Regions from separate parts of the Homo sapiens genome. Here region 1 is linked to region 2. The links are chromatin loops, found by intact Hi-C in ENCODE. Cell type or tissue: PC-3. All regions are shown on one strand. Region 1 overlaps TAF3 (TATA-box binding protein associated factor 3). Region 2 overlaps TAF3 (TATA-box binding protein associated factor 3).

Region 1 (2,500 bases), 60 kb before region 2:
GGAAGATTTTCCCCTCCTTCCCACTTATTTATTCATGTATTGATATCCGCAGACACTTATTTTACTCAGTATATTATACTCTTAGTCCATTTTCTGTTGCTTAGAATACCTGGGTAATTTATAAAGAAAGGAATTTATCTCTTATGGTTATGGCAGTTGGGAAGTACAAGGTAGAGGGGCTACATCTAGTGAGAGCCTTCTTGCTGGCGGGGAGAGGGGACTCTCAGAGTCACCAGGCAACGCAGGGCATCACATGGCAAGGGGCTGAGCATGCTAACATGCTTGCCCAGGACCCTCGTCTTCTTAGAAAGCCACCAGTCCCACTCCCATGATAACCCATCCATCTGTGAGTGGATTAACCCAGTGACAGGAGCAGACCCCTCATGACCCAGTCACTTGTCAACTGCCCCGCCTCTCAATACTGCCACACTGGGGACTGGGTTTCGACATGAGTTTTGGAGGAGGCAAACATTCAAACCGTAGCATACTCCTTTACTGTTATTATTTATTTCACTGCTTCAGCTGTACCCGGTTTGGCCCCTGGGAGCCCCTCAAGCTCCCTCCTATGTCCTTAGGCATGTTGTCATTGTTCTTTGGACAGTCCCTTACTTTCTGGCCCAAGAAGATGATCTAGGCTCTTCTTGTACTTCCAGCTTTAGCCCTGGAAGCAGCCGTTTCTCCAAAGAGCTCTGCCTCCTTTTTTTTTTTGAGATGGAGTTTTGCTTTTGTTGCCCAGGTTGGAGTACAGTGGTGCCATCTCGGCTCACTGCAACCTCTGCCTCCTGGGTTCAGGCGATTCTCCTGTCTCAGCCTCCCGAGTAGCTAGGATTATAGGCGCCCGCCACCATGCCTGGCTAATTTTTGTATTTTTTAGTAGAGATGGGGTTTCATCGTGTTGGCCGGGCTGGTCTCAAACTCCTGACCTCAGGTGATCCACCTGCCTCGGCCTCCAAAAGTGCTGGGATTACAGGCGTGCGCCGCTGCGCCTGGCCTGCCTCCTTTTTTTGAAGAATAGAGTCTAGAATCCAGGGCACTAGGACTGGTCATTGCTATTACAATGTCATTGCTTTTAGTTCACCTTAGCAGAGCTAGGGTGCATTTATCCATATCCATACATACATCTATGTCTATTTCCATAATAATATTTCCATATGTATTAAAAGCATGATTTCATATTAATAATTCCAGTTCTGATTTAATATCATACAGCTCACTATCTGTGTAATTCTAGAATATACAGAAAACAGTTTCAGAATTGCTAACCCATACCAATATATCTGGAGTTTAATTTTTGTTCAGTTTTTTTTTTTTAATTTGTAGTTTGAAAGTATATAGTCAAAACTTTGTGTTCACAAGATACTTGGAAGGGCTGAGGGTGGGGAATGGAGTATGGGGAGTAATTGCTTAGTGGCTACAGAGTGTCTGTTTGGGTTGATGAAAAGTTCTGAAAATAGATAGTGGTGATGGTTGCATGACAGTGTGAAAATAATCAAGCCACTGAATTGCATACTTAAAAATATTTTAAATAGCAAATTTTATGTTATATAAATTTTGACACACACACACACACACACACACCCCCACACACACACAAAGTGACTAATTCCTTCCCCTACCCCCAGTGTAGTTAGTGAGGTTATTTATTTGAAATATAGTTAGATTCGTTTATTTCCATTTATATTTCTTTTTTAGGCTTTCCTCTCATGCTTGAGTTTTCTTATGTAAAATATTAATATGGCTCCAAAAAAGTCAGAATTATACAAAAAAGGTATATTCAGAGAAGTGTTGCTCCTGCATTTTGTCTGCCCCATTTCCCTCCTCACCGAATCCTTTCCACTTGGCCCCATCCACTGCTGTAGGCAACCAGTCTCATTAGTTTCTGCTTTATCCTTCCTGTCTCTTTCAGATTTATTTTCTCCTTTGCATCTATATTCAATTATCCATGTTTCTAATTCAAATGCTTCTTTCTGTGCCTTTTTGTTACTTTCCACACAGTCTTCATTATCTCCCAAATAATCAACCTTTCTTCCTTACAGGGATAAACACACACATGTTCTCTCCTGTCAGCTAATGCCTTAGTTTCACCACCATCTTTTCTCTAAATGGAGGCTCCTTGAGCTGACCCATCACTCTTTGTGGGTGCTTGCCTTCATGTTATTATTTTTGATTACCTGTTTTTAGGGTTTTAAGTTTGGAGAATCCCATTTGGGCCACATCTTCCTCTGTTGATACTTTTTTTTAATTACGTTTTTTGAGACAGTCTCAATCTGTTCCCCAGGCTGGTGTGTAGTGGCGCGACGATGGCTCACTACAGCCTCAACCTCCTGGGCCCAAGTGATCCTCCTGCGTCAGCCTCCCAAGTAGCTGGGACTACAGGGGTCCACCACCATGTCTGGCTAATTGTTTTTTGTAGAGATGTGGGGGGGTCTCACTATGTTGCCTGGGCTGGTCTCAAACTCCTTGGTTCAAGTGATCCTCCTGCTTTGGCCTCCCGAAGTGC
Region 2 (2,500 bases):
GTTTTCAGCTTTTTATTAGGATGTATTCCAAAGCAAAATACTAATGAATTTGGAATTACTGTCACTATCATTTCCATCTATTACCACAGATAGTCAGGAACTGATATAACTGATTTGCTTTATTTGGAGGATGAGCAATTTCTAAAAAATCATTACCCCTAGTAAACCAAGATGAGTCAGCTCATTATAATAGGGTTCTTTATACTTTGAAAAGGGGGTGGGTTTTCTTGTTCTTTCTGCAATTGATATGCGTAAGAGGAAGAATGCAAAACCATGAATCCATTCATGAAATGTACTTTTGAAATTATTCACTGATTTTTTAAAATGTTCATGCTTGTGTGTGTGTGTGTGTGTGTGTGTGTGTGTGTGTGTGTGTGTTGTGGGGGGGAGGGAAAAGGTAGATGAAAAACTACCTTGTTTAGGCATGATTGTCAATTTTATTTTCTGTCTACTTACTGCGTTGGATAAACATACTGGAATACTGCCAAAAATTCAGGTGGCTGAATGCTAATTTTGCTGAAATTAGATGGAACAGCCATCCCCTGCCAATTTTCTGTCTAAATTATGCAGAAATTTGACTCTTGTAAGACATAAATCTGGTCAAAAATAGAGTCCTAATTTTCTAGTTAGTCAGTAAGACCATCAACAGACTAATTATTCTTGTTTTATCTTTTACTTTTTATTAAGAGAAAGAAATAAAAAATGAAACGCAGTAAAAGTTACTACGCATTTTTTTCATGTAACCCAAATGTAGATTTGCAACGTTAAAGGACATAGCAGGTCTAACTTTGTCTGAGATAGAGCAGGAGTGAGCCTCAGAAAACAATTAGTGCATCTTTCAAATGTACCATAGTTATTGAATAATTACTCAAATAATGGTCAGTAATGGAATACAAAGGGTTATCTCTTAGCTAATCCTCAAGTAATGGAATTGGTATATCTGTGATTTTTCTCTTAGCCTTCCAGGGTATAGAAGAATTAGACAAAAGTGATTATGGGAACTAGAGGGAGCCACTGGAGGCCACAAGGAAAGGGAGACCTTATCTTAAGCAATTAATCAAGAAACTCATATTTTGGGACAATTATTCAGAGTTAATTCTAAAATAGCTTTAGAGCCCCAGGTCTTGAGATATTTTTTTCCAGAATTTTGTCAAGGTCATTTAGAGCACTAGGATAATCTTACATTAGAATAAAGATTTGGTTAAAGGTATATATATTAGTCTCTACCTAGAAATATGGGCAGCATGAAAACATAGCATCGGACTACATAACTGTAGTTGTAATTTTTTACTCTATTTTCATTTTTTTTGGTAGTAAACTGCACAAAATAGGATAAGGCTTTGTCCCAGAGATGGGCAGCCTTTCCCGATGCACAGTCTGAAGTGCACTGGCCTCTGGCACCCGTGGCATTAGAGGACTGGATTGCAGTTTTTGGAGTTAGGTCAGTTTGTCTCACCTTATGAAATGTGAACAGAGGGATGCTAATCCTGTTTGCCTAGTGAGTTTTTGTTTGTGTGCCATTTCACAGAATAACTGATTTCCTATTGGGTGTGGTTGTTTTAAATCTGACCAGTCATCTTATTTACTTATTACTGTGGCATTTTTTCCCATTAGTGGATTAAAAAAACTGTTATTTTCCAGGTCTTTTGTTTGTTTGACTTACCTAATTTATCTTGTTTACCTGCATAGTGAGCATTTTAAGACCTTTCCTCAGCTTTCTCTACCTGCCTTCCTTGGTATCTTCCCTTCTTCTAGTTAAGTGGATTCCCTTTGGCCGCAGACACTCTCTAGATGCCGCAGGGAGGCCAGGCCTGCCCTCGCACTGCAGCCCCCTACCTCCTCCCACCCCTACAGTAACTACCCACCCGGCTACATCCTGAGAAGGCTGTCCCAGCAGCAAGGGTGTGCCCTTGCTCCTCTGCCCCTGAAATGCTTGTTCATGACATCATCACACAGCTGGTCTTCCTCCTGAATCAGCTCTCAGCTGAAACATCTCTTCTCCATCTTTAGACAGTGACTGTCCTGTCTAAAGTCGCCCTTTTTCTCTCCACACACATTATCCCATTTTACTGTCTCCCTAGCACTTACTGTGAATTTTCCTTTTGTATTTGTTGTTGCCTATCTGCCCTGCTAGTAAAATCTATGAATAGAGAAACCTTGTCTTTTGTTTGTTAACCTCCGCATTGCCAGGCGGACACAGATCTTAACAAATATTTGTTGAATGAATGGATGGATGAGATTGCCTTGACCTTGTTATGCACACCTGACCCTGACTGTCCTCCTGCCTTGGCCTCCTCTGTGGGGCTGAAGCCACCCTCTCGGGTCATCCATAACGTCACTGCATCCTCTACACAGCTGCTAGAGTCATCTTTCTCGAAACTAGATCAAACTATTTTAAAACTACCGGTGACTTCCTATACCCTTCAAATAAAATTCACACTCTTTCCCATGATCCATGAAGCTCTCTTGACCTACCCAACCCACCTCCTTTCCTCTTGCC

Evidence for each region. A loop is a pair of places that touch in the nucleus more often than their neighbours do. Peaks named below come from ENCODE experiments on the same cell type or tissue, not always from the same donor. Only the 100,000 strongest peaks of a DNase experiment are listed, where the experiment ranks them.
Region 1: it touches region 2 in a loop (2.0-fold over the local background); 2 of 110 quality-filtered maps call a loop at or near these places.

What each region holds. Positions count from the first base shown.
Region 1 is chr10:7,883,696-7,886,195 of GRCh38, forward strand. The region is part of intron 2 of TAF3 (TATA-box binding protein associated factor 3); the gene reads left to right. Among named protein-coding and RNA genes, the nearest start is that of TAF3, 66 kb to the left of the region's middle. In PC-3, no CTCF peak of the experiment used is centred here; no DNase peak of the experiment used is centred here.
Region 2 is chr10:7,943,759-7,946,258 of GRCh38, forward strand. All of the region lies in intron 2 of TAF3 (TATA-box binding protein associated factor 3), which reads left to right. Among named protein-coding and RNA genes, the nearest start is that of GATA3-AS1, 110 kb to the right of the region's middle. In PC-3, no CTCF peak of the experiment used is centred here; no DNase peak of the experiment used is centred here; H3K27ac peaks cover 2,500 bases.